Linked DNA regions of Homo sapiens: region 2 is linked to region 1. The links are chromatin loops, found by intact Hi-C in ENCODE. Cell type or tissue: MCF 10A. All regions are shown on one strand.

The links. Peaks named below come from ENCODE experiments on the same cell type or tissue, not always from the same donor. Only the 100,000 strongest peaks of a DNase experiment are listed, where the experiment ranks them.
Region 2: it touches region 1 in a loop (2.7-fold over the local background); 4 of 110 quality-filtered maps call a loop at or near these places.

Annotation. Positions count from the first base shown.
Region 1 is chr1:201,700,147-201,708,146 of GRCh38, reverse strand. The region is part of intron 5 of NAV1 (neuron navigator 1); the gene reads right to left. The region is part of intron 2 of IPO9-AS1 (IPO9 antisense RNA 1); the gene reads left to right. Among named protein-coding and RNA genes, the nearest start is that of MIR5191, 15 kb to the left of the region's middle. RefSeq lists an enhancer at 4,213-4,785. In MCF 10A, a CTCF peak has its summit at 3,759 (motif pointing right); a DNase peak (open chromatin) is centred at 3,776.
Region 2 is chr1:201,443,259-201,451,258 of GRCh38, reverse strand. No RefSeq gene overlaps it. Among named protein-coding and RNA genes, the nearest start is that of PHLDA3, 22 kb to the left of the region's middle. RefSeq lists enhancers at 1-63, 3,134-3,253. In MCF 10A, CTCF peaks have their summits at 2,813 and 3,012 (motif pointing left); a DNase peak (open chromatin) is centred at 2,978.

The sequences.
Region 1 (8,000 bases):
CTGTTGGCTCTTATGCAAGACCACAGAGAGAGCATACTGTCCATGTCAAGGGTCTTTGGGAAAGGACTAGCAATCAAATACACTTGACAGACAGGTGCATGCACACACAAATCAAATAATGCCCAGCTACTCAATGTTCACCACGAGGCATTTTCCATGTTATTTAATTTGAGCCAGGGGACTGATCACAAGTCTTTTTGACTCCAAAGCCCTTGTTCTTTCCACTACAATATGGTGTTTCAAAATACATGCACATGCCTCCAGATATACACACCTACTTGTGGTCTAGCCTGTAGTTTGTGGAAACCCTCATAAAACTCTGCAATTCTGCAGACATATGCATAGAGAGATTTCTGTGGACACATCTCCCATTGTATGGGGAGGAAGCAAGAAGACTAAAACGTTGCTAGAGGAAGAGAAGTAATTTAAGGGACAGCCCAGGGTGCACTGTGAGGATGATGTAAAAAGGGTCTTTCTCTCTGTTCCAGTGTCAGAACAGGGGAAACAGGCTTCCCCAGGAGGGCAGGACTACGAAATTGCTCATCAAGAGATTGGGACCCTAGGGCAAAACTGACAGTGATGTAGTGGCAAGAACATAGTCCTTAGATTCAGAAAGACCTGTGCTTCAGGTCCTGGTACTGCCCCCTTCCCAGCTTGTTTGAACAAGTCATCTCACCTCACTGCAGTTTCCCGCTCTGGGAAATGGGCATGATACCCACTTGGTGGGGTTGCTGTGAGGCTTAAAGAGCTAATTCACAAACATGCTTATAGTACGGTGCCTGGAACAGAGTAGGTGCTCTATAAATGGTGGCTCTTATCTGTCAGAAGGCACAAAGAGGTGGGTGAACAACGGGTGCACCCTCGGGCTGGCACTGAGGCTGGCCCCTTGTCTCTCATTTGCTGATGGGCGTGGTGCACACCCCTGGAGGGTGCAGCTCAACGGACCTGACATTCTCTTCCGGAACCTTGCTTTGGCTAGGTGAGACCCTCACTCATACCTGGAGTTAGGGGTGGATGAGGTAGTAACAAAACCTTGTTTCTGTGTCATCAGGCCTGACTACCACTCTCTCACTGCTGTGAGGCAATACAATATCTTCAATCCCGTTCTCTTGGGGCCAATCTTAGCTGTGGAGTATCGTGAACCTCAGGGGTCCCCTCTGGCCTGCAGTCTAAAATCTGATGTAGTAATAGGTGGAGAGCCTTCAACCGAGGGTAATAACCCCCCAAAATTCAGAGACGTTCAGGAAGAAGGAGACTCATGGGAATCCATCACCCGGCAGTCAAATTTCCCCAAGTTCTATAAAATTTTAATTATTGGCTGACAATTAAGTAAACTGAATAACTGTTGAAATCTTAATTATTTCCACCAGTGTTTCAAATCCCACATTAGTGGTTTGGCTCAGGGCAGAGGCCACAGAGGACTGCATTTGCACCTGACTTCTAGACTGGCTTCTGCTGTGAGTGGCTGGATGAGGTGGGAACCAACAGAAGGAACGGAAGTGAGCCAAAGAAAGAATGTTTTCAAGTCATGGCACTTCAGAACTTGAAAGGATCTCATTTTGTACACGGCGGTTTCAGGGTGGTGGTGGGGGAACAACAATCCCTCAGGTCCAGAGGGGAGGGGCCTGCCCAGTGTCACCAGGTTGTGAATGGCATGGTAGCTATCACTCTTGGCCCAGGGATCTTTAGACCAGCACTCCATGCTGTGGGCTGGGGATGAAACACACAGAGATGTATCACCAGAAGAGGTGAACTGCAATGTAAATTAATCATGTGGGATGGTTTGGGACTGGGTCCCAAATCCAGGCTAGGCTAAATGATCTGGAAACAAGAAGGATTAAGCAACATAAGCAACACAACACACAGACACACACACACACACACACACACACCCCTTCTTAATAACTCCCAAAAAGAGAGAGAGAAAAATATCTTTCCTGACCCTGTTAGATCCCTAGGGTGAAGCCCAGGTCAGTGGGAGTTTATCTGCACATCTCACAACCAGCATTTGTTGATGATCGTCTGGTGCTTACAATGAGTCAAACGTCTTTGGGAATCATTTTTATTCCTCTCTTCCACTCAAGGACACAAACCTTCAAACTCCAGCCAGGGAGAGCATTGCAGGCCCACCTCAGTGCACTCCTTGGTCTAACGATAAACTCCAGGTCTCTACCCACTGCTCAGAGCTGGACTAGGAGGGTTCTGCTGGTTCTTGCATCCAGTGACCTTGCACTGATTCACTGCAAAGGCTCCATCCTACAGTGTGGCTGGGGGCAGGTATGGAAAACTGACAGATAACCCAGCAAGCAAATCCCCTCTGCCTTCAGGTAGAGCACAGTAACTGTCCCTACAGTGACTCCATCCCCTCTCTCTATCCTTTTCTTCGCCATCTGATGACCCGAGAAGCTCTAAAACAGATGCTGGCAGGCCCCCACACCAGAGGCACCCCATTTCCATGGAGGATGCAGGCAGGGGACTATTTGTTCTCTTACTAATCCTATCTTTCCCTCGTTCCCCCACTTAAGTCACAATATTGTCAGAGGCAGTTGTCACCGAACCCCCGCAGCATGGCAAATCTCATGCTTCTCGTAGTTGAGTGCTCCTGCTCCCCAGGGGAGCTCCCAGGGTTTTCATCCTTACCCCAGAGAATCCGGAACCATCTCAATCAGCGAGTGGGCTGAACTGGAGCCCAGCGCTCAATGGCACTCCTGTTGTTTGCTGCATGGGGACACATACCCAGAAAGAGCCAGGACTAAAGGACTAATGTGTTGGCCACATGGGTGTGTGAGGCAAGGAAAGAAAAACTAGGAAATAGAAGCAAATCTGGGGCCAGAGAGAGGAGCATGCACGGCCATCTCAGCCTGGAACTGCCAGGCAGGTATCTTTCCAGATCACCTACGGTTTTGATTTTCACTGAGTGAGATGGCTTGGATTAGGGACCCTCGGTAATGCATCTCCACTGGGCACTGGGCTAAGAGGAATCGTAAAGCAGGGCATGCCGGGTGGACAACTTAGAACACGTAAAGAGGGTGAGGGGCAGTAGCTTATGCCTGTAATCACAACACTTTGGGAGGTAGAGATGGGAGGATACCTCGAGCCCAGGAGTTCAAGACCAGCCTGGGCAACACAGCAAGAGCCCATCACTATAAAAAATAATAATTTTTAGAGTTCTAGCTTGGGGGCACACATGACTTAGCTGTGGGAGCTAGGGTGAATTACTTCCCCTCTTTGGGCCTCAGTTTCCCTATCTACAAATATGGGAGTGGGAGTAGAGGATACCCAAGCCCCTACCCAGCTTTGACAGTCTGGTTCTATGGTTTTGTACTTGGCTGAAGCCCATAAAAGCATCTTTTCTCTCAGAGTATGCTAAAAAGGCAGATACCAGGGTGTCACCCCCCAGAGCTTCTGATTCAACAGGATGGAGATGGGGCCTCATCTTTGCAAACCCCCACAGTGGAGGGTGTGCTACATAAGGCCACATTTTGGAAAATCCTTACATCTCATTGCATACCACCAGTATTGGATGTCCATTACAAAACCAGGGCTTGACTTCCTGATGCCAAGTGGCTACGCAAAGTGTCCCTGGCCTTCAGAACAAATCTACTCTTCAGGCACAAGTCTGTTCTCAGGAAAAGCCGCCTCCTTCATCTCCAGGCTTGGGATAAGAGAAGTCACCTAGCCACCTCAGCCTTGCAGCAAGAGAACCCAGCCCCAGTCCAGCCCCCGCCAGGCTCTCTGGGGGCTTGTTGCTGAGAATGGCCACAAGGGGGCGTTGCCGGTCCTCAGCCGGCTGTGGCCTTGCTGCGACTGCAGCGCAGCGAGGTGGACAGCGTCTCGCTCAGGCTCGGGAGCCACCGCCCAGGTCTCTCTCCCTCAGTCTCCTGCTTAGCACAGCTCCTTTCCTCCCAGGACTCTGCACTCCTAGGGCTGACATCTTTCCCGCAACCCTAGGCCTCGTGGCCAGGCTGGGAGAACAGCCTGAGTTTGCAGTATCTATGACGGGGAGCCCACCCGGTTCTTGGGGAGAGGGAGCAGGGCCTGGCTTCTGGGATTAACCAACCAGCCTTCGGCACCAGGGAGGTTCTGGGGACCCACAAGCCCCACTTGGCAAGCTCTGATTCAGGGCCAAAGTTTCCAAGAGGCTCCAGCTGGCCTTTCTGCTCCAGTCCCCTGGGGAAATATTAAATAGATCAGGGTTCAGATCTGTGCTCTGAGGCCTCACCTCTGCTCCTCCGCAGTGTTCTTGAGGCTGGGAGCTGCCTGATGAGCTGGGAGGACAGTCACCCCACCCCCTCCACCACACCCAGGCTGACCCTTTCTGGGGAGTGGCAGCCTCTCTCTGCAGCGAGCTGAGGGCAGGCAGTGACCACAGGGCAGCCCCACGCGGATGGCTAGTTCAGGCCACAGCCTGTCACAGGACAGCTCAGCCCTGCTCAGCCGTGTGCAAAAGTGCAGCCTTTGGCAGCAAACTTGGGCCGGGGAGACGAGCTTAAAGTTCCAGGAGAAAGCAATACCTCCACAGCCACTAATATTTAGCAACAAGATCACGTTAGGAAAGGACTTGCCAAGGTCAAGGGTGGTCCATGCGGAGGACTGTGGGACCAGGAGAGGGTGCCTGGCCTCGAGCCCTGTTTGGAAGGAGTGCTAGTTTGCTATCCTGACTTCTCCACCTCAGGAGAAACACCTCCCTGCCCCATTTCCTTGTGAATGTTAGATTATAGGATCAGAATGATAGGTTATAGGATCAGATAGCAGACTCTCGAACATATTCTGTCTTCTCTCATTTAAAGACTTGGACTTCCGGGCTGGGCTCAGAGGGCTGGCCTCCTGCAGAAGGTGGCCTGCCTGTCTCAGCCTGGAGACGTGGCCCTCTGTTCCCCAACAGGCCTTGACTTTCCTGCCCAGTGAACCTCAAGGTTTACTGAAAATGTTTTCCATTAGTGATCCTGCCCAGACCCTTCATGTGACACCCTGCTCCAAAGAAGTCACTGCTGCTGGGAGCTGGGAGTGGTTGTTATGGCAACAGTTTACACAGCAGAGAGAACCATCTGCAGGCAAATGGGGACGGGAGTGGGGAGGGGCTGAGTCCAGGTGTGGATGACAATTGGAGGAGGCCCTGGGGGATTTCTGGTTGTGACACTAGTAAGATTAGTATTGGCTAACTCTTCTACAGGGCTGGGTACCAGGCACTATTCTAGCAGCTTTATGTATATTAGCCCATTTAATCTTCAGGACAACTCTTTGAGAGAGCCCAGTTATTATCCCCATTTTACAGTTGAGAAAAACGGAAGCCTGGGGAGGTTGAGTAAGCTGTCCAAGGACATATAACAGCAAATGGCAAAGCCAGAATTCAAATCCAGATAGTCTGACTCTAGAGCGCATAGTCCAATATTGTCGCCACTAGTCAGAATGGGGAGAGAGAGAGAGAGAGAGAGAGAGAGAGAGAGAGAGAGAGAGAGAGAGAGAGAGAGAGAATTCACATACCAAAATTCACCCTTTTAAAATGTACAGTTCATTTGGGAGCCGACGCTGGTGGATCACTTGAGGTCAGGAATTCAAGACCAGCCTGACCAACATGATGAAACCCCATCTCTACTAAAAATACAAAATGAGCTTGGCATGGTGGTGCACTCCTGTAACCCCAGCTACCTACTTGGGAGGCTGAGGCAGGAAAATCGCTTGAACCTGGGAGGCAGGGGTTGCAGTGAGCTGAGATCGCACCATTGCACTCCAGCCTGGGCAACAAGAGTGAAACTCCATCTCAAAAATAATAATAAAAAAAACAAATAAAATGTACAGTTCAATTGTTTTTAGTATATTTGCACAGTTGTACAACCATCATCACTATCTAATCCAGACTATTTTTATCATTCCAATAAGAAGCCCTGTGGCCATTAGCAGTCACTCCCTGTTCTCCCCTTGCTCCAACTCCTGGCAACCACCAATCTACTTTCTGTCTCTGTGAGTTTGCCTATTCTAGACATTTCATAGAAATGTAATCATGCAATATGTGGCCTTTTGCATCTGGCTTCTTCCACTTAGCACAACGTTCTCAAGGTTCCTCCATGTTGTAGCAAGCATCACTACTTCATTCCTCTTCAGGGCTGAATGATATTCCATTGTATGGATATACCACATTTAGTTTATCTATTCATTTCATAGGCATTTGGGTCATCTCAACTTTTGGCCTAGTATGAATAATGCTGCTATGAAATTCACGTCCATGCCTTTATATGGATGCATGTTTTCATTTCTTTTGAATGTATGCCTATGAGTACAATACTGGGTCCCATGGTAATTTTATAGTTAACATTTTGAGGAACTGCCAGACTGTTTTCCAAAGTGGCTGCTCCATTTCTCATTCCCATCAGCAGTATATGAGAGTTCCAATTTCTCCATATCTTCACTGACACTTGTCATTGTCTCTTTTTGATAGCCATCCAGTGGGTATGAAGTGGTATCTCACTGTAGGTGTCATCTACATTTCCCTAGTGCCTAATGATATTGAGCATCTTTTAGATTTAAGTTAACTAAAATTAATGAAGTTTCAAATTCAGTTGTTGGGTTGCACTAGCCACATTTCAAGTGTTCAATAGCCACATCATTACACCAGCTCGTAGCTACTGCAGCACAGATATAGAAGTTTCCACCACCTTGGAGCACTCTTAGAGCCACTGGAGTTGGTCTGTGCTAATATTACTGGCTCTTTTTCTTTTTCTTTTTTTATTTTTTTTATTATACTTTAAGTTCTAGGGTACATGTGCACAATGTGCAGGTTTGTTACATAGGTATACATGTGCTATGTTGGTTTGTTGCACCCATTAACTTGTCATTTACATTAGGTATTTCTCCTAATGCTATCCCTCCCCCAGCTCCCCACCCCCACAACAGGCCCCCATGTGTGATGTTCCCCACCCTGTGTCCAAGTGTTCTCATTGTTCAATTCCCACCTATGAGTGAGAACATGCAGTGTTTGGTTTTCTGTCCTTGTGATAGTTTGCTCAGAATGATGGTTTCCAGCTTCATCCATGACCCTGCAAAGGACATGAACTCATCCTTTTTTATGGCTGCATAGTATTCCATGGTGTACAAGTGCCACATTTTCTTTTCTTTCTTTTTTTTTTTTTTTTTTTTTTTGAGACAGAGTCTCACTCTGTCCCCAGGCTGGAGTGCAGTGGCAGGATCTCGGCTCACTACAAGCTCTGCCTCCCGGGTTCACATCATTCTCCTGCCTCAGCCTCCCGAGTAGCTGGGACTACAGGCGCCTGCCACCACGCCTGGCTAATTTTTTGTATTTTTATTAGAGACGGGGTTTCACCATGTTAGCCAGGATGGTCTCGATCTCCTGACCTCGTGATCCACCCGCCTCGGCCTCCCAAAGTGCTGGGATTACAGGCGTGAGCCATTGCGCCCGGCAATGTGCTACATTTTCTTAATCCAGTCTATCATTGATGGACATTTGGGTTGGTTCCAAGTCTTTGCTATTGTGAATAGTGCCACAATAAACATATGTGTGCATGTGTCTTTATAGTAGCATGATTTATAATCCTTTGGGTATATACTTAGTAATGGAATCGCTGGGTCAAATGGTATTTCTCGTTCTAGATCCTTGGAATTGCCACACTATCTTCCACAATGGCTGAACTAGTTTACACTCCCACCAACAGTGTAAAAGCGTTCCTATTTCTCCACATCCTCTCCAGCACCTGTTGTTTCCTGACTTTTTAATGATCGCCATTCTAACTGCCGTGAGATGGTATCTCGTTGTGGTTTTGATTTGCATTTCTCTGATGACCCAGTGATGATGAGCATTTTTTCATGTGTCTGTTGGGTGCATAAATGTCTTCTTTCGAGAAGTGTCTGTTCATATCCTTTGCCCACTTTTGATGGGGTTGTTTGTTTATTCTTGTAAATTTAAATTCTTTGTAGATTCTGGATATTAGCCCTTTGTCAGATGGGTAGATTGCAAAAATTTTCTCCCTTTCTGTAGGTTGCCTGTT
Region 2 (8,000 bases), 260 kb after region 1:
GAGGCTCCTCTTTCCTGCCCCCTCCTTTCTGCTGGCGCCTGCGTGGGAGGCCCTGGCTGCATGACGGGAGTCTGGCCTCAGAGCAAGGACTCAGAGGCATCCTTCCCCAACACAGGCTTGGTAGCCCCACGGTGGGGGAGGCTGTAAATCCCCCGCCCCTGCCCACAGGAAACAGCTGGGTCCCAGGCACCTCCTGCAGACTTAACCCTTTCCAGAACTGCGAACCCCTCCCTGGGCCTGAGCAGCTGGGAAGGGGTGGGGTGAGGGGGCTCTTCAGGTCCAAGCAGAGTTTTTGCTCATGTGTGTGGTGCTGGCAAGTGGCCCCACTATTGTTTATTGAGGGGACTTAAGCCTGCCTGTCCTGCCAGTAGCCAGGAAGGGCTGGGTCTGGTTAACCCTTGGTGTGGCTGTCAGGACCAGGGCAGGAAGGGTGTTGCCTGGGGTGCATGAGCCTCCTCTTTGGTCGTCGCTGGCATCCGAAAGGCCTTTGTCTAGCCCCAGACTATACTGGGCTTTGGGATGAACGCCGGACCCACTGGAAATAACTGTACACTGGCCCCAGGGCGGGGCTGCTGAAATCTAGCAGCCCTCTCCTTGCTAGACTGTAAGTGTCCAGGATGTGAGGACCTTGGTTATCTCTGGCAGAAAACAAATTATTTGTAAATGACCCAAGTGATGCTGGAAGTTTCCAGCTTTCCAAAATTATTTTTCTTCCCCTACCTCTTCTAACACAGGATCTCTTTGGGAATGTTGTAACATTTTGAAGGGTGTGAAAATTCTCAGTAAAGTTAAGTCATTACACACCTAATAATAATAAGGATAATTATTATTATAGTCTCCAAGAAGCTGGAAGAGGATACTCTTATCTCCAGGTGGGTGGGAAGGCCATCCATTAGCACGTTGATGATTGTAATAAAATCTCTGCTGTGTGGCCTGGTAATAAATTTTCATGAGGTTTTCATGACCACTATCTTATTTGATCTTACTTGCCCCCTGTAGCAGAGATAATCCCTTCTCACTTTGTGGATAAGGAAATTAAGAATCAGGGAAGTTTAATATGTAACTTGCTCAAAATTGCAGATTGTGTAGTGTGGGAGCTGGGATCAGAGCTCAGGTCTGTGGGACCTGAAAACTGGCCCTGGCACAGCTGCAGGAAGACGCTGAAGGCACCGTAGAAGAAGTAGGGCCAACAGGAGGGAAAGGGAGCAAAAATGGGAATATGGGGTCCAGAGCAAAGGCTTGGGAGTTTTACTAATAAATCCTCGGCCAGGCGTGGTGGCTCACGCCTGTAATCCCAGCACATTTGGAGGCCGAGGTGGGTAGATCACTTGAGGCCAGGAATTCGAGAGCAGCCTGTCCAACAAGGTGAAACCCCGTCTGTACCAAAGATACAAAAATTAGCCAGGCATGGTGGTGAGTGCCTGTAATCCCAACTACTCAGGAGGCTGAGGCAGGAGAATCGCTTGAACTCCAGAGGCAGAGGTTGCAGTGAGCCAAGATAGTGCCACTGCACTCCAGCCTGGGTGACAGAGCGAGATTCCATCTCAATAAAATAAAATAAAATAAAAATAATAATAAAATAAATCCTTATCCTGAGTGACTTGGAATGGTAGCTGGGCAGTACTAGCATTTTGTTGAAAGGTAATTGTGGGTCAGTACTCTGTTAGGTGCATTGCATGATTTAGTAAATAATTCATATAATAAAGACAGGGAAGGAACAAGGATGGGATGGGGATTATCAAGATAGAAGATGGAAACTGAGCTTTTTCAGGCAGGCAATGGCAGGAAGCAGGGTGCGGAGGCACCTTGATTAACAATGGGACCCAGCAGCCTGGAAGGATCCAGAACAAATCCTGGCACATGTCTGGCCATTGTGGAGTGGGAGGAAGGTATCAAAACCTGCCACTCCAGGAGATGGGCTGGAGTGTGAGCCTCGTCCCTCTGGCCTGGCCCTGATGAACCATGATCTGCCCCTCCCCCAAGCCACAACACAAAGACAATAGTCCCAGCGAGCCTCCTTGGGACAGGACAGATCGTGCCAGGCTGCCCAGCAGGACAAGGGGCCCTTGTGCAGGCCTCAGCTTCAGATCCTGCTCCACCCTCTCTGCGTTGGGGGGTGGTCGGAAGTTCAGATCTTGTGATGGGAGGGAGGCTGAGAGTCTTTCTACAGGGCCAGTGCTGGGGCCAGGGTCACCCAGAGGTCTCCAGGGAGCCAGGGGTGAGGCTGGGTAGCAAGTTTTGGGTTTCTGGAGTCTGGGGGAGGCAGGAGATTGGCTGCTCTGGGTGGCTTCTTGTGGAGCTTGAGAAGTGGCCTTCTTTGAATAGAAAGGAACAGAAGTTTCCTGACCTTTCTCATTTGATCCTCACAACCCTGTAGGGTATAAATGCAAAAGATGATTACCCCTATTTTACAGATGAGAAAACAGGTTCAAAGAGAAGGAAGGCTTTACCTGAGGCCACCCAGGGAGTAAGAGGAAGTGCCAGCATTCACAGCAGCTCTGGGAGTGGGGATGGAGTATGTGTGGTGAATTTATTCGAGAGGCCCGAAGGCCGTCTGAAAGCGTGGGTGCCAGGGTCCTTTTTGCAGTAAAGGTCAGGGTCCTCCCATCACACCACCTGCTCCGTCCCTTCCCACTGCCCCCCCACCCCCATGCCAGGGTCAGCCGCTGGGAGCCCAGGCCAAGCCTGCAACATTCCAGGGAAGGGAGCTGTGGCTCAGGCTGGAAGCTGGGTCAGGGGGCACAGTGGCCCAGCCAGACGGCCTAAATGTACTCAGCTTTTCCTTGAAATTCCACACACCCTGGGCGTTTGGCAGGAGCCCGGAATGCACTTCATCTGAACAATTTGTCTTTCATGGTGCATTTGCATCAATTACCCCATTGTCCTTTCGCCTTTTCTTGGACCACTCTGGCGGTCGAGGCGCGCCCTGTGTGTGCTGGGAGCTGCCGGATGTAGGGTGCGGGGAGGGTGGGGCTGCCCCCTGGTGGCCTAACCTGCACTCACCCACCTAGATGTCTGCCTGAGCTGCTTAAGGAGCAGTCAGATTCCATCCCACAGGATGACTCGTCTGACCCCAGCTCCCCACTCCCTAAACTGTTCCCAGGGTCCCTGGGTGGGGGCGGAGAGAAAGATTATGAGAGGCGAGATGGCACAACACAGGCAGGTCAGGCAGTTCATGAAAGGGAGGGTCCATGGATCCAGGGCTTGGGATCAGCCCCCACACTGCCCCCAGCACCTGTGGAACCTTAGGTGATTCAGCAACCTCTCTGGGCCTCAGGGAGTTATTTGTGAAATAAGAAGCAATAGTGTGCAATAGTGCTAACATCCTGGGCGTGGAAGCTTCATGTATGGGGTTTGAATCCTGGCTCTCCCATTTGCTGGCTGGGTGCAAGATGTTTATCTTGATAAGCCTCAGTTTCTTGCTCTGTAGAATGATGAGAGCAACAGAGTTGGTCCCTGTTATTTGTGGATTTCATATTTGCAACTGAGTGTACTTGCTGAAATTTATTTGTAACCCCCACATCAATACTTGTGGAGCTGTGATCGCTGGCAGCTATACAGAGTGTCAAAAAACTTGAGACAAATAAGATGACACTTTGGCTTCTCATTTCAGTTCTCATCCAGTAAGCAAGGGTCCTTTTCTTGGTCTATTTAGTGCCTTTTTTTTTTTTCATATCTGTGGTTTTTGTTGGTGATTTTACTGTTCAAAATTGCCACCAAGCATAGTGCTGAAGTGCTGTCTGGCGTTCCTTAGTGCAAGAAGGCTGTGATGTGCCTTGTGGAGAAAATCTATGTGTTAGATAAGCTTTGTGCAGGTATGAGTTATAGTCTGTTGGCTGTGAGTTCAATGTTAGTGAATCAACAATAAATATTAAATATGACACCTTTTTGTTTTTTTTTTGAGAGAGGGCCTCACTCTGGTCACCCAGGCTGGAGTGAGCTGGTGCCATCACGTCTCACTGCAGCCTTGACCTGTCAGGCTCAAGAGATCTTTCCACTTTGACCTCTTGAGTAGCTGGGACCACAGGTGCTCACCACTGTGCCTGGCTAATTTTTAAAAAGTTTTTTGTAGAGACGAGGTCTTCCTAGGCTGGTCTCAAACTCTTAAGTTCAAGGGATCCTCCTGCCTCACCTTGGCCTCCTGAAGTGCTGGGATTACAGACAAGTGCCACAATGCCTAAATAAGGTGTCCTTAAACAGAAACACATATAATACAAGGTTATACATTGATTTTATGTATTTATTTATTTATTTATTTATCTATCTGAGACAGAGTCTTCTCTGTCGCCCAGGCTGAAGTGCAGTGGTGTGATCTCAGCTCACTGCAACCTCCACCTCCCGGGTTCAATAGATTCTCGTGCCTTAACCTCCCAAGTAGCTGAGATTACAGGCATGTGCCACACCCGGCTAATTTTTGTATTTTTTAGTAGAGACAGGGTTTTGCTATGTTGGCCAGGCTGGTCTCGAACTCCTGGCCTTAAGTGATCTGCCTGCCTTGGCCTCCCAAAGTGCTGGGATTACTTACAGGCGTGAGCCACGATGCCCAGTCACAAACTAATTTTAAAAATTGATAAAAAACATTGTGATCACAGGCTTGCAAGAACATAATCCTGTATTTCCACTAGGAGCAATTGGTCAGTACTTGCTAATTCTGGGTTCCCAGAGACTTTATAGAATGTAACTACCCAAATAACAAGAATCTACCGTACTTACAGTTTTTCTCCAAGGCTTGAATATGTCAAGTGTGGCATTGTAGCAATTGCAGTTAATACTGTTCCCTGGTGTATAAGCTCTCGTGTTGATTCTCCTGAAGCCCCTAAGCTTCATGTGGGGGTCAGCTGCCTGAAGGTGGGATCCCTCCAGGAGTACACACAGACACATCACCAGCCTCATCTTCGCTGCTCATGCCTGAAACTTCTACCATGAATACTTTATTCATTCAGTTTCATTAAAAGGCCAACGTCTCTCTTGATGATTCACAGGGCTCTCTTCATTGACATTATCTTATTTGGCCTTCACAACAATTGCGATGGTAGTGTCATTGTTCCCATTTATAGATGAGTCTGAAGTTCAGAGAGGATAAATAATCCGACCAAGGTCACCTGGTTTGTTGATAGCTGTATTAGTCCCGTCCTCACACTGCTATAAAGAAATACCTGAGACTGGGTAATTTGTAAAGAAAAGAGGTTTAATTGGCTCATGGTTCCACAGGCTGTACAGGAAGCATGGCAGCATCTGCTTCTGGGGAGGCCTCAGGGAGCTTTTACTCATGGCAGAAGGCAAAGCGGGAACAGGCGTCCTGCATGGTGGGAGCAGGAGGAAGAGAGAGAGAGGGGAGGTGCTACACACTTAAAAATTTTTTTTTTGGAGACAGGGTCTCACTCTGTTGCCCAGATTGGAGTGCAGTGGCACAATCTCAGCTCACCGCAACCTCTGCCTCTCAGGCTCAAGCAATTCTCCTGCCTCAGCCTCCCGAGCAGCTGGGAATACAGGGATATGCTACCATGCCTGGCTAATTTTTGTACTTTTAGTAGAGATGGGGTTTCACTATCTTGGCCAGGCTGGTCTTGAACTCCTGACCTCAAATGATCCACCGGCCTTGGTCTCCCAACGTGCTGGGATTACAGGCGTGAGCCACCGTGCCCAGCCTACACACTTTTAATTAACCAGATCTTGTGATAACTCACTCACATCACTCACTCACTATCACGAGGATAGCACCAAGGAGATGGTGCTAAACCATTCATGAGAAAGCCACCCACATGATCCAACCACCTCCCACCAGGCCCCACCTCTAACACTGGAGATTACAATTTCACATGAGATTTGAGCAGAGACACACATCCAAACCATATTAGTGGCACAACAGTCAGAAAGCTTCAAATTCCACTGTCTTTCCACCACCAGACGCTGTCCTGGTAAAACATAAATGCTCCAGGGGAGGTAAAAGCCAGGTCTTGTTACTTACACTTTAGTGTGAATGAGTGCATTGAGATCCCCAAGGAAATTGACTGAGATCAGGTGGGTGATAAATATCTGATAAATACGCCTCTGCCTCTACCCTGGGCCAGGGATCACTGCTGCTTACTTGAATCACCCTGACTCCTCCTACCTCCCTTTCTGCCTGCAGTCCCTGCCCCGCTATCAACAGTTACCTTCCTAAAACTCAGGTTTGATTATCCTGCATCCCCTAAAATCAATCAGAGGATGCCTTTGCCTGTAGGGTGGGTCCACGTCACTTAGCTGGGATTCAAAGACTTTCCGATGACGTCAGCCTTCCTCTCTTGCCTCCCTTCCTACCAGCCTCCTATGGTCTGACCACAAAGAGAGGTTGCAGGATCTCACCATGCCTCTGCTTTCTCCCCTTCAAACTTTTGCTTGCATAGCTCCCTCTGCCTTTCTCTGCAATCTTAGTCAGCTGGGGCTGATAGAACAGAACAACATAGTCCTGGTGGCTTAAACAACAATTTATTTCTCATAGTTCTGGAAAACTGTGAAGGAGGCTGGGAAGTCTAAGCTCAAGGTGCTGGCAGATTCTTTGTCTGGTGCGGGTTCTCTTCCTTGTTTGCAGATGGCTGTCTTCTTATTGTATCCTTACATAATCAAGAGAAAAATAATCTGTCTCATGTTTCTTCTCAAAAGGGCACTAATTCCATTCATGAGGGCTCTACCTTCATGACCTCATCACCTCCCAAAGGCCCCACCTCCTAACACCATCACATTGCAGGTGAGGATTTCAACATATGAACTTTAGAGGGAGGCTGGGTGGGGTGGCTCACATCTGTAATCCCAGCACTTTGGGAGGCTGAGGTGGGTGGATCACCTAAGGTCAGGAGTTCAAGACCAGCCTGGGCAACATGGTGAAACCCCATCTCTGCTAAAAATACAAAACTTAGCTGGGCATGGTGGCAGGCTCCTGTAATCCCAGCTACTCAGGAGGCTGAGGCAGGAGAATCACTTGAACCCGGGAGGTGGAGGTTGCAGTGAGCCAAGATTGTGCCGTTGCATTCCAGCCTAGGTGACAAAAGCAAAACTCCATCTCAGAAAAAAACAAAACAAAACAAAACTGTAGAGGGTCACAGTTGTAGTGACCCTCACAGTTTCAGGGTCACAACATTTAGTCCATGGCACCTGCCTGTCCTCACACCCTCCTCCGGTCTGCCTGTTCAAATCCAATCTATCCTTCTCAGAGCCTGCTCCGCGGTGAGACCCATCATCCTCTAGAGCCTGCTGCTTCTTGCTCTCCTGCCCCTTCCCCTCTCTCAGGCTTCAGACGCCTGCACTAAGGTCACCGTCTGGACTCCCTGGCCCCGGACAGCCATCAAATCCTTCCCTGGCCCTGAGTGTCTCTGTGGAACTAGGCCTTGCCTGCCTCAGCCCATTCCTTCCCTCCCATGGGCTCTGGGCCTGGGGAAGCAGGGTTTGCAGGGGCACAGCTGGGAGAGAGGCTTCCAGGTGCAGGGAGCAGGAATGAGACGAAGATGCTGGGAAAGCTGCTCTGGTGTGTGAGATCCAGAGGCAGAGAGAAGGCTGGGCATCATGAATGTAATTGCCTCTTTGACTTTTTTTTTTTTTCAGAAGGGGAAAGGGACTTTAGTTAAGATCTGAATGGTTTTTAAGTTGTTTTTGGTTTCCAGACATATATTTTATGTGCATCCCTGACTCAGAGGAGCCCTAAGACAGGCATGGGTGAGCGTGCTTCCTCATCCTCACCCCACCCCACCTGGCCCCCACTTTTCCTGCATTTTAACAAACACCCTTACCTTTTCCTTCCCTGAGAAAGCCAACTATTGGATGCGCTTAACCTGATTCCATACAAATGCCCAGCTTCTCTCTATCCACACCTCTCTCCCCTCCTGCCTCAGGGATCATGTTCCTTTTCCTGTTGAAGCCAATCTGGCCACTGGTGCTCTTTTCTTTTTTCCTTTCTCTTTCAATTTTTCTTTATTATGGCAAGTATGCTTAACAGAATTTACCATATTAACCATCCATGTTTAAGT